Linked DNA regions of Homo sapiens: region 2 is linked to region 1. Evidence: read pairs that join two places in POLR2A ChIA-PET (ENCODE). Cell type or tissue: PC-9. All regions are shown on one strand. Links, peaks and the distances in the headings refer to the core of each region. The heading gives the core; the rest is flanking DNA.

What was found. Peaks named below come from ENCODE experiments on the same cell type or tissue, not always from the same donor. Only the 100,000 strongest peaks of a DNase experiment are listed, where the experiment ranks them.
Region 2: POLR2A ChIA-PET joins it to region 1 with 15 read pairs; 1 of 35 experiments calls an interaction of 5 or more read pairs at or near these places.

Annotation. Positions count from the first base shown.
Region 1 is chr5:72,064,076-72,072,239 of GRCh38, forward strand. No RefSeq gene overlaps it. Among named protein-coding and RNA genes, the nearest start is that of MAP1B, 39 kb to the right of the region's middle. In PC-9, for the core only: no CTCF peak of the experiment used is centred there; DNase peaks (open chromatin) are centred at 2,796, 3,776 and 4,236; H3K4me3 peaks cover 772 bases; H3K27ac peaks cover 3,975 bases.
Region 2 is chr5:73,222,991-73,231,154 of GRCh38, forward strand. The region is part of intron 1 of LOC124901002 (a long non-coding RNA gene); the gene reads left to right. Among named protein-coding and RNA genes, the nearest start is that of TMEM174, 54 kb to the left of the region's middle. RefSeq lists an enhancer at 7,016-7,641. In PC-9, for the core only: no CTCF peak of the experiment used is centred there; a DNase peak (open chromatin) is centred at 6,391; H3K27ac peaks cover 511 bases.

The sequences.
Region 1 (8,164 bases), core at 1,517-6,516:
CTGCTTATTGAGGCTGTAGGTCTGCCGTTTGGTAGAATACAATTAACAAGATCGTAGAATAGGGGAAAGAACACATGGGTAAAGCACCCAGTAACCAGTCATGCAGAGGCTTAGTGATGTAAGAACTCACACCATAATCTGGTTAATTTTTTACTTTTTTGAGACAGGGTCTTGCTCTGTTGCCCAGGCTGGAGTGCAGTGGCTTGATGATGGCTTACTGCAGCCTCAAACTCCTGGGTTCAAGCAATCCTTCTGCCATAGCCTCCTGAATAGCTGGGACCACAGTTACATGTTACCATGCCTGGTTAATTTTTTATTTTCACTTTTTGTAGAGACAGGGATCTCTCTATGTTGCCCAGGCTGGTCTTGAATTCCTGGACTCAAGTGATCCTCCCACCTTGGCTTCCCAAAGTGCCAGGATTACAGGCATGAGCCACCACGCCTGGCTGGTTAATTTTTACAAATGAAAAATAAGAGCAAGAGTCTGCTGAGGTAGGTAATCACACTGAGTCAAGCTGGTGGGAGTTGTTTTTTTTTTTTTTTTTTTTTTTTTTTTTTTTTTTTTTGCCTGAATTATCTAGGTAAACACAGACATGCCTAAGAAATAAAAGATCTATATATATAAAGAAGCTACATTAAATCTTCATTTTAAATTTTCGTTAAATTCTAATTGTGTGTATGTTTTTTTAACTGGGCTGACAGACATTAATAACTACTGAATTAGTGAATTTCCATTGGCTCTGGATCTGTAAATAGAACAAAGCCATCTGTGGGTTAGAGACCACGGAAGCTCCTGCCTGGCCTCCCAGAGGTTCATTGTAACCTTGGGTCACAGATGGATGTGGCTCAGCTACCCTGAGTACTAGCTTCATCTGGCCTCAGAGCCCCAGAGCCAAGAGCAGGTGTAAGCCACATGCCTAGTCTCCCCAGGGGCTAGGAAAAGCCGCCTTGAGACCAAGGCTGCAAACAAAAGCTGGTAGAGGAGATTTCCTAGCTGTTTCAGACTGTGCCATAGATGTGAAACTCAAAGGCGAAGGGAAAAGTCAGCCTTCCTTATTCCAGCCTCTCCTACCTGCCTGTGTCCAAGAATGCTTCAAACCCAGAGATGCTTTTACTAAAATGGATCTCCAAGTTTGAGCCCTGGTGTTCTTACCATTTTGCTATTTAAAGTCTGCACAGGTATCTGGAGAACTGTCTGAATGGCTACCTCCCCCAGCATCTCCCTAACTAACTCACTCAATTTTTGCAGAGGGTCCTCTTTCAAAGAAATACCTGTGGCTGGGTGTGGCAGCAGGGCATGCCTGTAATTCCAGCTACTCAGGAGGCTGAGGTGGGAGGATCCCTTTTGCCCAGGAGTTTGAGACTGCAGTGAGCTATGGTTGTGCTGCTGTACTCCAGCCTGGGCTCTGTCATCCAAGCTGGGGACCCCAGCTCTAAAATGGGGTCTCTTTATTTTTAGATACCCTGTCTCTAAAATAATAAATAAAAAATTTAAAAAATAAGGAAACACCTCTGCCTCTGCTAGTCTGCCTTTCTCCCATTCTAGAAGGCCTTTTGTTTTTCTTTTCTCAAGTTTATTTCCCACTTGAGTAAATGTATTATTTCCTTTCCCTGATGTAAGAAAATTTCCTCTTACAAATGTTTTTTAGCCAATGAAGAAAATGCACTGGCAAGGACAGGGGCCTCCATCTCTCATGTGATCCAGAGAGATTCCTGTGAGCTGAGGTTTGCTCTTGGGAATGCCTGTTTGGATGCAGAGGGTTAGAATGCAGCTAAAGAAGGACCCTTGCCCAAGGTCCTCAGGTTTCCATGGCTCAGTGTGTATCTGACACCAGGGAGGTTTGAAGAGGGAGTAGGGGTGGCCAGGGATTAAATAAATGGTTGGAGGTAAGGGAGGATCTGGAAGGGCTGAGCCGTGTTCCTGTAAGGTCCTCAGGAGGCCAGGGCGCAGTGCCTGATCCTGTATTGCAGGCTGAAGCGGCTTAATTGCTGGTAATTAAGGCAGGATCTATAGTTTCTGGGCATGCCTAGTGGGGGAGGGGCTGGGTTTCTGGCCTTGGATGAGCTGCAGGAAAGCAAGCGGCTGCTCTTCTGAGCTTACAGCTCAGACACTCCCAGCAGGGCCTGTTGCTGGGCAGTTTTCAGCACTAGGAGTCTTTGCAAACCTGCTCTTTGAGGATGGAGATTGTCTTTTCAAAGGAACTCAAAGTAGAATATGAATAGTTAACCTTTATTGAGAATTTACCATAGGTCAGGAATTCTGCTAACCACGTTTAATTCTCAAAACATCTCAATGGGTGAATTTTTAATTGATGATGATAATAAAAGATTGGATAATTTGCTCAAGGTCCACAGTTCACACAGAATGCAAATTTAGTTAATTGGATTCCAGAGTCTGTGTTTGCAGGCACCACGCTCTTCTGCAGAGATTGCAAGCTGGTAGCCTATAAGCCTTCAGTGTGCCTGATCCCCACATTGCTTTAAATATAAAAATGTTCAATAAAATTAAGGATTTCTGGCTTTTTTGAAAAAATGATAATGTCTTCCAACACTGGCCCAATTTTTGCATGGCAACAATGAATTGGGACTGAGTAGCTGTTGCCCCTTCTAGAGAGGGAATCTCCAGTTTTTCTGTTTGTACTGCTTCTTCTTGCAAAACTCCTAGCCCATTTCAATCATTTATGAAAATGACATGCCTGGCCCTCGGCATTTTGAAATTGTGACACTGCCTTTTGTCAAGCAAAATAGATTAAGACATAAGAGTATGAGCTGGAATAGAGAAATGAGGTGGTAAGACCCAGTTACACGAGCCACAAGTGTCTTTGCACTTAGTCATACACTCCAAGAGCACAAGCTCATCGCTGAGGCCAATTTATCCCTAGTCTCATTTTCAAGTTCACAGATAAGCAGAGAAGGGCTGGCTCAGGGTGGGGGTAGAAATGTACAGAAATTTCAAGAAGCATTGTAGTCTGAGATAAGCAACTTTCCCCATCTACTTTTAGGATATTACTTTTCATAAAGCTTTACCATAAGTTCTGCTTTATCATCTCTGCCTGAGCTTCCAGCTGGACAGACTCCGAAATCTAAAAGCCTGCAACTTCCAAAGGAGGACATTTAGCTGCCCAAGGCTGTACAGCCACACCAGGCTGATTGCTTCTGGGTAATCAGGTGGGAAATATCATCTGCATTTAGGGTTTCCTGTGCCATCAGTCTTCTCCAGATGCCTGCAGAGTTGAGATTCACGTACCCACACCAGCAACACTGTCCCTTAAAGGGCTGTAGTGCTTTTTGGGAAGTAGAGTAAATAAAATGATTTATTAGTTTTCTTTAACCAGAAGAATCAATCACTCTGGTCAAGGCAAGGACCATCATGTGGTGACATGATGTTGAGGTCCAGCTTTTGAACTCTTCAGAGTAAGCCGAGAATGATCTTACATCAGGCACCTCCAGAGAAGCATGGACCCCTCAAGTCCACTGTGACCACCAAGCTGAGGCCATGAGACTCCGGAAAACTTTATCTTAGAATATGTCTTCTTTGCATAAAAGGAACAATTAAGCTTGGCTTCCTGACATTGAGGGTGACTAGGCTTTTCCCTAACAACCGGTAGGGCAGCTGGCATTTTCATGCTTTCACAGCCGGAAGACTCTAGCCCCAAGTTGTGTGCTCTAGTCTCTCTTCCAGACAAGTATTTTCAGAATTCTTGACTAAAATATCTCAATAAAGGCTGCTCTTTCCTAAACCTCAACCTCAGAGCTTCCCTGGAGGATGACTCATCTTGAGCAGAGGCAGCGCAGCAGACCTGTATGAGCAGGGCGTGGGCTTGGACAGCCCTGGGTTTGCAACTGGCTTCTCTGCTTGCTGGCTGGGTGGGCCTACAATTCAGTCACCTCACCTCCCTGGGCAAAGATTTCTTCATTCAAGGAATGCATAATGACCCTGCCTCCCAGGGTTGGAATAAAACTTCTTTAAAATAATGCAGCACAGAAAAGAGCTTAGAAAGATGTTTGTGTGCGGTAGTGTGAGGGGGGACAGATCATGTGTTCCAAGGGAATACAGGAAGGGTTTAATAAAAGGTCTTCCTGATTCTGTCCCCTGCCTGCGTCTCTAATTTTCTTGTTCCCATTGCCCTTTCTCACTCAGTGTGGTGTTTCTTCTGCTAAAAACATTCTTCCTACCCCTCACCCCACACTTGCCTCACTCCCTCTTCCTCCCTCTTCAGGTTGCTGCCTTCCCTGGCCTTCCAGACTGGATCAGGTCCCCAGGCCAAACTTTTTGAAACCAAGTTGTACTTTCTCTTCACAGCATTTCCTGCTGTATCTGAGATGATGCCACTATCTGTCTCCCACTATTCTTAGAACTTCCTAAGAGCAGGGCTCTCCTGTTTTGCCCACAGCTGTATCCCAAATGCCTAAAAAGAACCTGCCACATAGTAGGTCCTCAATAAATATTTGCTGAATGAGTAATAAAACTTAGCTTGATCTTTCTTTTGATTATACAACAGTCAACAGACGTATATTAAGAAATCATTCTTGGCCAGGCGTGGTGGCTCATGCCTGTAATCTCAGCATTTTGGAAGGCCGAGGTGGGCAGGTCACCTGAGGTCAGGAGTTCGAGACCAGCCTGGCCAACATGGCGAAACCCCGTCTCTACTAAAAATACAAAAATTTGCCAGGCATGGTGGCGAGCATCTGTAATCCCAGCTACCCAGGTGGCTGAGGCAGGGAGAATTGCTTGAACCCAGGAGGCGGAGGTTGCACTGAGCTGAGATCGCACCACTGCACTCCAGCCTGGGTGACAGAGTGAGACTCTGTCTCAAAAAAAAAAAATTATTCTTAACCATCTAAAATTTAACTCATAATGGATCAAAGGCCTAAATGGAAGAGCCAAAACTATAAAACTCTTAGGAGAAAACATAGGGGTAAATGCTGATGACCTTGGATTTGGGAATGGAGCCTTACAATATGACACCAAAAGCACAAGCAACAAAAGAAAAAAGTAGATAAATTGAATATTACTAAAATTAAAAACTTTTGTGTTTCAAAGGACATCATCAAGAAAGTGAAAAGGCAATCTGCACAATGGGAGAAGTTTTTCCAAATCACAGATCTGATAAGAAACTTGTATATAGGATGCATTTTAAAAATTCTTATAACTCAATAGCAAAAAGATAAATAACCCAATTTAAAAATGGGAAAAAAAATGAATAGACATTTTTCCAAAGAAGATATAAAATAGCCATTAAGCACATGAAAAGATGCTCAACATCATTAGGTATCAGGGAAATAGAAATCAAAACCATAATGAGATACCACTTAACACCTACTATAATGGCTAGAATCAAAAATTCTGATAATAACAAATATTGGTGAGGATCAGAAACCTCATTCATACGCAGCTGGTGGTAGTGTAAAATGATGCAGCCATTTTTGAAATATAGTCTAGCAGTTCCTCATAAAGTTAAAGACAGAGTTAGCGTTTGACCAGCAATTTTACTCTGTGATATACCCAAGACATATGAAAAAATGTCCATACAAAAACTTGTGTATGAATGTTCATAGCAGAGTTATTCATAATAGCCAAAAAAGAGAAAAGAACCCAAATATCCATCACCCGATAAATGGATAAATGAAATGTAGTCTATCCATACAATAGAATATTATTCAGCCATAAAGGAGGAAGTACTGATATATGCTATGACATGAATGAAAACATTCAGTTAAGTGAAAGAAGCCAGACCCAAAAGGCCACATATTATATGCTTCTATTTATATGAAATGTCCAGAATAGGCAATCCATAGAGACAGAAAGTCGATTAGTGTTTGCCTTGGGTGTGGGGGAAGGGATGGGAGGATGAGGAGTAAAAAGCTAAAGGGCACAGTGTTTCTTTGGGCCATGATGGGAATGTCATAAAATCAGTTGTAATGATGGTTTCACAACTCCGTGAATATACTAAAAAAAATCCAATTCTGTCCTTTAATGAGTCAATCATATGATATATGAATTACATTTCGAACTGCAAAAAAAGGGAAAGAGAGATCATTACATGCCCATGAATTTTTAGGTATTAAGAGAAGCATGTGACTCTCACCTGCAACGACTTAACAAGCCAGATGGGACGACAAACATATATGAAATAATAAGCAATACTAAATCAGTTATAACCAAACACTACACCACGAAGCAAAAGCTGCGGTCCTAAGAAGGCGCACAACCTATGAAGATGGGGCATCTTGCATAGGAGATATCTTAAATTCTGAATACAGAAACTACATCCTGTGACACTTGGTGTTGACACTAGCTATTTTCTAGCACTGTTGTCTGCTTTTCCATATGTTTTAGTCAGCACCTCCCAGCTAGATCGACTGTTTCATCGCTGCCTTCCCCTAGCTGCAAGCACAGTGCTTGGCACTCACTTAGGGTGGTGGGTTCTATGACTGGAGGTGGAGCCAGTGTCGGGATGTAAAGCCTCCTGTCTGAGCTGACCTGTCTCTTTTCATCATGCCTATGTCAACAAGGGATTCCTTTTTGCAAACATCTTTCCCATGTTTCATTTGTTAGCCTATCCCACAGGCCAGGAGGGCAGAAGAGCATGCTAATGTGACTGTCTGAGGAAGTAACTGGAGAATAGCAAGGAGCAGGGAGGCTGGTCTTAATTCAAGGTCTCCCAGGGGGCAAGCACCTGGCTGATCAGGGATTAGCATAGATGTTACCATCCTGCTAAACCCAGAAAGCCAGGTTGTTTATCTATTTGGGAGGTAGATTTATAGTCATGTAAGGGAGAAAAAATTGGTCTAAATCAAACTTTATTTTAGGACGAAAATAAGGGCGTGTGTGTGCAGTAGTGTAAAGAGGGCTGATCATGTCTTCAAGGGAATTAAAAACCCAAGCAAATGATAAAGTTACAAAAAAAGTGTTTGTGATCCCCAGTATCCCTGCGACCCTCTAAGATCTACAATTCTGAGATGGGGAAGATTACCTTAAGCCAGCCTCAACGTTCCTTTGGAGATCCTGTTCCATTTAATATATCATTTAATGTATTTGTTCATTTAGGCCATGACTCATTGCTTCTCTGAATTCTATTTTTTACTTGTCGTTTCTCAGTCGGATATTTTTCCACATATCAGATGTTCAACTATTTGTCTAATAGGACAATACCTACTTTGGGGCTGATAAACTGACCACATAGTTTTATTATTTGTAAATTGTAAAAGATTGTAGTAAAAATGTCTTCCCCTAAATTTGCCAAGATTGAGAAATCACCCTAAAGTCAGCATGTGATAAAATGCAAATTGTGTTATGTATTTTCTCAGGTATAATTCTGAGGCACCCAGAGGAAGATGGTAGCTACCTACCTATATGTTATTGTCTAATATTTGAACATATTCCCCATCAGGCTGGGGAAAGCAGACAAGGAACCTGAGCCAAGAGAGCAGGAATCTCAGGATGGGCAGAGCAAAATGGAGACTAACCAAGATGGTGGACCACATGGCTGCCTAGAAGTAATCATTTGTTAACCTTTACGTGTGGCTGAGTTTATAGCTGATGTATGCGTACATACAAATGATGTATTTATAGGTAAATGCATAGAAAAGTTCTAGAGTGATACACATCAAGCTGATAAATTCTGGAAAGAATACATTAAATTGGGGCCAAGGGAAGTGAAATGATTGCCTTTTACTCTAAATACCTTAACGTCATTGTTTTAACAAAAAATGAAATATATTTAAAATATATTCATAGAATCCTTGCATAATAAAAAAACATAAATAAGAGACTAACTAGAGAGGGTATAAGATTACATTCTGATTACTAAAAAAATAAAATTAGAATAGTATAATTAGGAGAGAATAAAAACCATCTGTAATCCTGCACGCAGAGATAATTGCATGAGAACATTCCTCACCCAAATCCAGAACAATGGGTTGTAGTCCAGGCAGAAGAAGTCTCTACTAGTAGAGAACTGGTACCACACTAATAGGACTGGGGGCAAGAGGCCAGAACTGGGCTTATCATCCTAAGGTCTGACCAGATGGAGCCATTGGCTAAGTAAGGAAGAAGCAAGCAGCTGGTCAGGCAGAGGGGTTGGGGCCAAAATTAGAGAGCAGAGCTTAGAGGGAACAGCACCAGCAAAGTGGAGGGAGTGGGACTGGGGACTCAGATACT
Region 2 (8,164 bases), core at 1,783-6,782, 1.2 Mb after region 1:
CCAGAAAGGGTCTGCTGATGCTGGAAGATTACTGAAGTTACAGGATCTGCCTAGAATAGAGAGCTACAGAGAATGGCTTTCAGGGAAGAATAATGAAATTGTGTATGGTTGGGGAAGGATGTAAGATCCACAAAGAGGAAGATGAGAAGAAGGATTAAAAATGAGACAAAGGCCAAAAATGGCTTGATTAGATTCGAAGAGTTGAAGGTATAAAATTTCATGTTCCAAACCTTTACAATATAAATAATCACTTCCTGAAGAAACTAACATAATTTTTCTGCTAGAAAATGGTGTTCTTTATTTTTAAAAAATTATGTTACACCTCCAAATGTAAGAAAAAAGAAAGCTCTCCAAGATATGGGAGATTTGAATGATTATTGCATGGTATTAAATGCTAAAGCGAAGAAAACTGGCTTTAAAATGAGAATAAAAATTAAGAACCTTTACTTCTTGGATATTAATTTAAATAAGCATGCTCTAACATACTGTGCCATTCATTACTAGTTTCAGAAAGTTATCAGAAGCATATGTTGAGCATGTTTAGAAAGCCAGCTTGCTTAGTTCAGTGAAGCAATGTCTGGCGTTAGTGCCTATAGAAAACAGAAGAGCATACACACTACTTTAATTCCATTGTTTTAAAAACTTGGGAAGACTTTTTTTTTTTTTTTTTTTTTTTTGAGACCAAGTCTCTCACTGTTGCCTGGGCTGGAGTGCAATGGCACAATCTCGGCTCACTGCATCCTCTGCCTCCCGGTTCAAGCGATTCTCCTGCCTCAGCCTCCCGAGTAGTTGCGATTACAGGCTCCCCCCACTAATTTTTTGTATTTTTAGTAGAGATGCGGTTTCACTGTGTTGGCCAGACTGGTCTCAAACTCCTGGCCTCGTGATCTGCCTGCCTCGGCCTCCCAAAATGCTGGGATTACAGGCATGAGCCACCACACCTGGCCAAAACTTGAAAAGACTTTAATATCATCTGAAATTATTGATTAACTTATTTTGTGTACTTAGACAAGCACTAAGAGGAGAAAAATGATGTTGATTTAAAATTTGAAACTCAAAATCTAGAATTAAAACAGTCATTTAATACAAAGCTCTGATTTGTAATTGTTTTCTCAAAACAGTTAACATAGCTTTTTCATTCCCTCAGGATTATTTCTACAGTTGAACAAGGGATTTCTAAAGCTCATTTCTAACAGGAAATCTAAAATCTACTAAAATATTGTTACAACAATTTGAAAAATTAAAGGCAATAGAAATAGATGTAACAAAACATTAAGTACTATCTGCTAAAATAATGCTAATTTACATTAACAACATGTCTCACTTTTTTACGCAAAATTTCAGAGCAGCCGCAATCCACTAACAGTTATGGAATGATGGCCTGTGTTAATGTCTGCCCCTCACTAAATCACCCAGTATGTCCAAAGCTGGAATGTCTTCAGCAACATTTTTCAGTGGTCATTTTTAAGTGATTGAAACTGTCAATGATAGTCTTTGAGTAGACGATCCACTTTTGGTCAAAACATACTAGAAAAGTCATCCCTCTTTGAAGTGCCATGTATTGTATCTGCAATCATGTTGTCAAAATAAAATGCATTTAAGATATGTAAGGAAGAGAATTTCTTACTTAAATGCAAAAAAAAAAAAAAAAAAAACCCACACAAGACAAATGTTCATTCTTGTAACACAGTCCTAGTCCATGATTACCTATAAATACCGAGCACTGGAGACTCAAATCAGCTTTCTGGTCAACAATGGAAACTGATATGTTTAGCTATTGAAAACTTAAGAGAATTTGTCACTGTACTAGAAAAATACAATCTGATAGAAAAGATAGCATTCTAAAATATTTTTCTAATGATCACCTTGGCTTTCTGTGGTTCTGCAAATACAAATAAATAGAGAGCTAAGTCTTTCATTTCTTCCCAACTTCAAATTTAGCTACAAACACTCTTAAATGAAAACACAGTTTTCTGGAGTTCTGAGATGTCAGGAGTGGTAACGAACAGAGATGCAAGAACTTCCAGGAAGGTCTGTGGAGAGCTGCAGAAGATTTAGGGAGCCGTTTGGGGTGTGCTGGAGAATGCTCCTTAGTCTTAGATGGTTTCCTCCTCCCCATGACCTTCTCACCACTCTTTGCTAAAAGACTATTTTAGAGAAGTGGAGCTACTAACATTGGGTTCATTATTAAAAGAAAACACCAAACCAGCTATTACCAATTCTGCTGTTACTCCTTGGTTTCAAGTGAATGCTGAAGTAAGCAGTTGTTGGATCACAAAATGTTAACACTGCAAGGGACGCTTAAAAGTTGCCTCTCTGGGTAAAATTTTTAGCTGACTATGGGCTACCCTGGGACTAGGATAACTCTTGACTCTCAGTCCACAACTGTTTAATATGTAAATATCAGAAATTGGTTTAGCCAAGGGATTATAGATTAGAACATATTTTGTTAGATTTATACCTAAATATTTCATGTTTTTAAATAACATACATTTGAGTCCAGCTCCTTAGAATCCCAAATTAAATCTGGATCAGTGTTGTCCCATCTGAGTCACAGAGACAGACCAGTGCTGTCCAGTAGAAATATAATGGGAGCCACACATGTAATCAAAATGTTCCAGTAGCCATATCTTAAAAAGTGTAAAGAAACTGGTGAAATTAATTTTTGTAATAGTGAATTTATTATTTATTGTGCATAACAAATTGTCCCAAAATTGTAGCTTAAAACACACATTTAATATTTTACCATTGTGTTGGGTCAGCAATGCACGATGGCTTTGAGATAGAAAGAGAGATAGAGGTGGCGCAAGCTAATGAGTGAGAGAGGGAGCACCCAAGATAGAAGCCGCAGTCTTTTTGTAATCTCAGCTTGGAAGCTGCAGCCCATCACTTCTGTCATAGTCATTTGTTAGTATTGAAATACTAAGCCTAGCCTAGAGCCTAGGGGAGGGAATTACATATGGGCATGACTACTGGGAGGCTGAGCTCAGCAGGGGCCATCTTAGAGGCTACCTACCACAAATATGTGTGTACATACATTAATGTCTATTTATATACATTTAACAAAATTTTAGACAGAGGTGATACATGTGCAAGCTTGTTACATGGGTATATTGCATAATGCTGAAGTGTTTTGGCTTCTAGTGAACCATCACCAAAATAGTAAACTACCCAATAGGTAGTTCTTCAGCCTTCATCCCCCCACACCTTTAGAGTCCCCAGTGTCTATTACTTCCATTTTTAGATCCATGCATACTCATTGCTTAACTTCCACTTATGAATGAGAACATGTGGTATTTGATTTTCTGATTCTGAGTTGTTTCACTTAGGATAATTGTCTCCAACTCCCTCCATGTTGCTGTGAAGAACATGATTTCATTGTTTTTTATGGCTGCATGGTATTCTGTGGTGTTTAAGTACCACATTTTCTTTATCCGGTCAACTGTTGGTAGACACTTAGGTTGATTCCATGACTTTGCTCTCGTGAATAATGCTGCAATAACATACAAGTGCAGGTGTCACTTTCGTATAACAATTTCTTTTCCTTTGGGTAGATACACAGTAATAAGATTGCTGGGTTGAATGGTAGCTCTACTTTTAGTTCTTTGAGAAGTCTCCACACTATTTTCCATAGAGGTTTTATTGATTTACATGCCCACCAACAGTGTATAAGTGTTCACTTTTCTCTGCAGCCTTGCCAGCCAACATCTGTTAGTTTTTGATTTTTTAATAATAGTCATTCTGACTGATATGAGGTGGTATTTCACTGTGGTTTTAATTTGTATTTCTCTGATGATTAATGATGTTGAGTATTTTTTCATATGTTTGCTGGCTGCTTGTATGTCTTCTTTTGAAAAGTGTCTTTTCATGTCCTTTGCTTATTTTGTAATAGGGTTATTTTTTTCTTGTTGATTCATTTTAGTTCCTTATAGATTCTAGATATTCATCCTTTGTTAGATGCATAATTTGGAAATACATTCTCCCATTCTATAGGTTGTCTGTTGATTGATTCTTTTGCTGTGCAGAAGCTGTTTAGTTTAATTTAGTCCCATTTGTCTATTTTTGTTTCTGTTGCATTTGCTTTTGAGGTCTTACCAATAAAATATTTGCCTAAGCCAATGTCCAGAAGAGTTTTTCCAGGTTTTTAATAGGATTTTTATAGTTTGATGTCTTACATTTAAGTCTCTAATTTATCTTCAGTTAATTTTTGTATATGGTGAGAGATAGGGGTCCAGTTTCATTCTTCAGCATACTCCCAGCCATTATTTATTGAATAGTGTGTCCTTTCCCCCATTGTTTATTTTTTGTTGGCTTCCACAAACATATTTTATCTAACCCAATATACCCAAAGTATCATTCAATATATAACTAATATAAAATTATTAATGAGACTTTTGCATTCCGATTTTATAATCTCCTTGCTGTGGACTGAATGCTTGCACTGCCCCCAAAATTACTATGTTGAAGCCCTAATCCCCAATGTCATGATATTAGAAAGTGAAACCTTTGGATGGTAACTAGGTTTAGATGAAGTCAGAAGGATGGAGTTCCCATAATAGGATTAATGCCCTTACAAGAAAAGGAAGAGACATGATATATCTCTCCCTCCTTGAGCCCACCCCCACACCACCCCTCTTGCAAGCACCAGGGAAAGGCCATGTGGGGATGTAAACAGGAAGAGGGTCCTCAACAAGAACCCAACCATTCTGGCACCCTAATCTTGAACTTTCAGCTTCCAGAACTGTGAGAAATCAATGTTGCTGAAGCAACCCAGTCTGTGGTAATTTGTTATAGCAGCCTAGACTTACTAAGACAACCTACAAAGTCCAGAATGTATTTTACACTTACGGCCTGCATCAATTTGGACTAGATACATTTCAAGCATCAATTGCCACCTGTGGCTAGAGGCCACTGTAGTACAGAACACATCTAGATGGTCTGAAGCCATCTGAAGATCCAAAGACCCTAACTAAGTGGTCTTCTTCACCAGCAACCTAAATGATTGATGTGATTTATCAGACATATCAAGTGCTTACCATGTACCAGACATAGTGCTGAATGTAAGGAACCTCAAGCTAATAAATAATAGTGCCTGCCCTAAAGGAACTCAGACAAGTAAGAGGTTAACTTCGGATTCTAGACCAGCCATGCAGGGCCTACCTCAGAGAGCTCTACACTGTGATGGGTTCTTGCGTAAGGCAAAGCTCAGTCCCTCCATGGTCCGTGGGAAGGTGGGTGACCCAAGTCTGCCTGGCCCAGCCAGAGTCTCTGACAATGACCATACACATCATTTACTCCCAGGCCTAACCTGAGGCCTGGGCCTCGGGCCCTGAACTGGAGCCCATATGTTGGCCTGAAATCTGATTTACCTTGGACGTGGAACAAGTTAAATATTTGTCTAACTCAGTACGTTGTATTTTCCGCTATTCTTCACAAGCATGTCCTGTAAAAGAAGGGAGATGTGGGGGCTACCTTAATATTTCAGGCTCCTTGGGTGCTTTAGAGGGGTTTCTGCAGAAGTATCGGTACATGCCACAGTTGCACAAAGCTTCAAACATATGTGACTAAATTTATGTGGAAAAAAATGTCCTTAATTATCTTACCAGCTATGAATGAATTTAGCACCAAGGAGATATGTTTTTAGTCCATTCTCTGTCCTAACTCTGATCATGCAAATGCCTTTGCTTTTTGTCTCACAACGTATGTCCTGAATTGTATTTGTGGTAAGTTATAAGCATCTTGAGAGTATAACTCTATGTATCGAGTACATCTAGGGTGTAGCAGAGGAGCCCTTCCACCTCTCCCAAAATGTACTTAAACACTATTAATAGTGATACACCTGGCAGTCCAGTTAAATAATTCTAAGTTTCATTTGGGGGAAATATAGTATACTTTTCATTAACAGTAGAGGAAAACAGCTTTCGGAGTGGTCTCTCTACCAGTGTAAATAGCAGTCATTTATTTTAAAGTTAGAGGAAAATCTATGCCTGTCCTAATGGAAAGAAGTTAGCTTCATTCATGTGGTGTCTGGAAAAATGATCTTGAATGGCTTCTTGATTAATTTTTGTCTTCATAAAAATATTATTTAGAAAAAATAAACAACTGTGAAGACAGTTGCAAGTAAAGGACTACAAATAAAACAATATTTCTTTCTGACATGTAAAACCCATCTCCAAATTGCTATTTCATCACATAGACATGCATTGTCTCATTAATGTCCCAGTAGCTGCATCTTTAAAATGCCTTTGTTTCACAATGTGGACACAATAAAAAATATGAGGACATAGATCTCATTTCTGTGCCTAATAATGTGGTGATTCTGGTTGAGCTGCTGTAGGCTGGAACTCAACCACACAACCTGGAAAAACATTCAGGGAGTCTGGAACATAGAAAAGTCCCCAATCCTGTTTGGCTGGAATTTGAAGGGTGAAATGAAAGCTTCTGTTCTGTGTAAATCTGTCCAGATTTAGTGTTTTACAGCATCAGGCAATGCTATTGGTGCCAAGAACTGGCTCTGCCTAGAGGCCCCACCAAGAAGCGAAATCCCTTTGCTCAGAAGTCAGGTTACATTACAGAAAGAAATGAATTTTAAACATTCCATTGTAAATACCATTTATGCATGTCATCTTTCACATGTAGAGTGGTTTCATTTTAAAAGTAAAGCTTGCTCCTGTTTTGGAGGTTCTAAATAAAAATGAAAAGAAAATAGCATTTTAGTTGGCCTTTAAAAGATCATGTGTGACCAAGCTTGGCATTTGTGGTTGTGACATAAAACTGTATTTTTGCAGTTTTAGAATGCAAATTTAAACCTACAGTATACACTCAAGCAAACCAACAAATATCTATCTATAAACATATAAATAGATACACATGCATAGAGACATGTATATGCATACACACATTGTGCACAGCAACACTGGTATAAAGATCTTTACTTCTTTTTTATTATAGCTTTCATTGTCACTTATTGTAACATTTTCCACAAAACACATGTTTCATTGCTGTAGTAGTTCAGGCAGTTGTGAAAGATGGAAGGGGAGGTGAGGGGGATGTGCATATCTTTGGACAAAGAGGGAGACCCGAGGGTGGGCAACATCTTTTAGCTTTTTCCATCTGAACTTTAATTTGCTCCCTAAAAGGAGAAGCTGAGTCCATCAAGCTAAACAGTGAAGCCTGAGATTTGCTTTAAAACTCGAACTCATTCTCTTTGGTTTGGACAGGCTACTGCTAGCCCTCGCCCCAGACTGTCCGGTTCTCAGGAGGGTTTGCGCGGCCTGTTTGCCAAGCCTGGGTAGGCGGGACAGGGGGATTCCCAAGGCCGATCAGATTCTATTTACTGCCCTCTTCCCCAACCCCGGGGCCACCTCTGAGGCATGAACCCAGAGACGCGCGCCCTGGTCTGGGAAAGCAGGACCGCTGCGCCCAGCGCCTCAGGGGTAGAGGCGGGAACAGGCCCGCGGTCGCTTTGCTGGCGGGGAAGGGCGATCTGACGATCAGGGAGTTGCGCCCCTCTCTCTGGGCCTCGTGAAGGAACAGAGCAATTACAGCGCTGGGCCGGCCACGTAGTCCTGGGGCTAGGTGGGCCCAATGCTCCGGGCCGCGGGGCTGGAGCGCGGAGGCTGGAGAGGGAGGAGGACCCTCCGCGGCTCCAGGCCTCCCAGCTGGAGGGGCTCACGCCCGGGACTCCCCATCAGACCTTTGAGGGGGAGCTTCTCAAAAAGCCCTAAACTCCTCGAGGATATTCTCCGAGTGCTTCTCCTTACCCAAGCGCTGCTTCCAGACTCCACGCCTCTAGAACTAGCTGGCGTCCACGGTCGGCCAGAGCAGTTAGGGGGCTGCGCTAGCAGGGACATGTGGGGCAAAAGAGACGTATTTTAAAACCCCCAAACAAATGTGCCCTGAAACTCACGGAGCCTGAGTTTCTGGGTTCCTCGCTTGCACTGCCCCTTCCGAAGCCCTGCGAGGGGCGCTAGTAATCCTGGATTCCGAATTGTGGGTTCTCAGTTTTAAAGGGTTGCCCCCGCCCCAGCCCCCTTCTCAATTGTCTAATCTCAGGCCTGCAACTTCGGCGTCCGCCAAACGCCGGCCTTGCCGCAGGTGCAGGACTCCTGCAATGTACTCTGGGGTTACCAGTCTGTTTGGGGTGCGGCCTGCAGGCGTAACC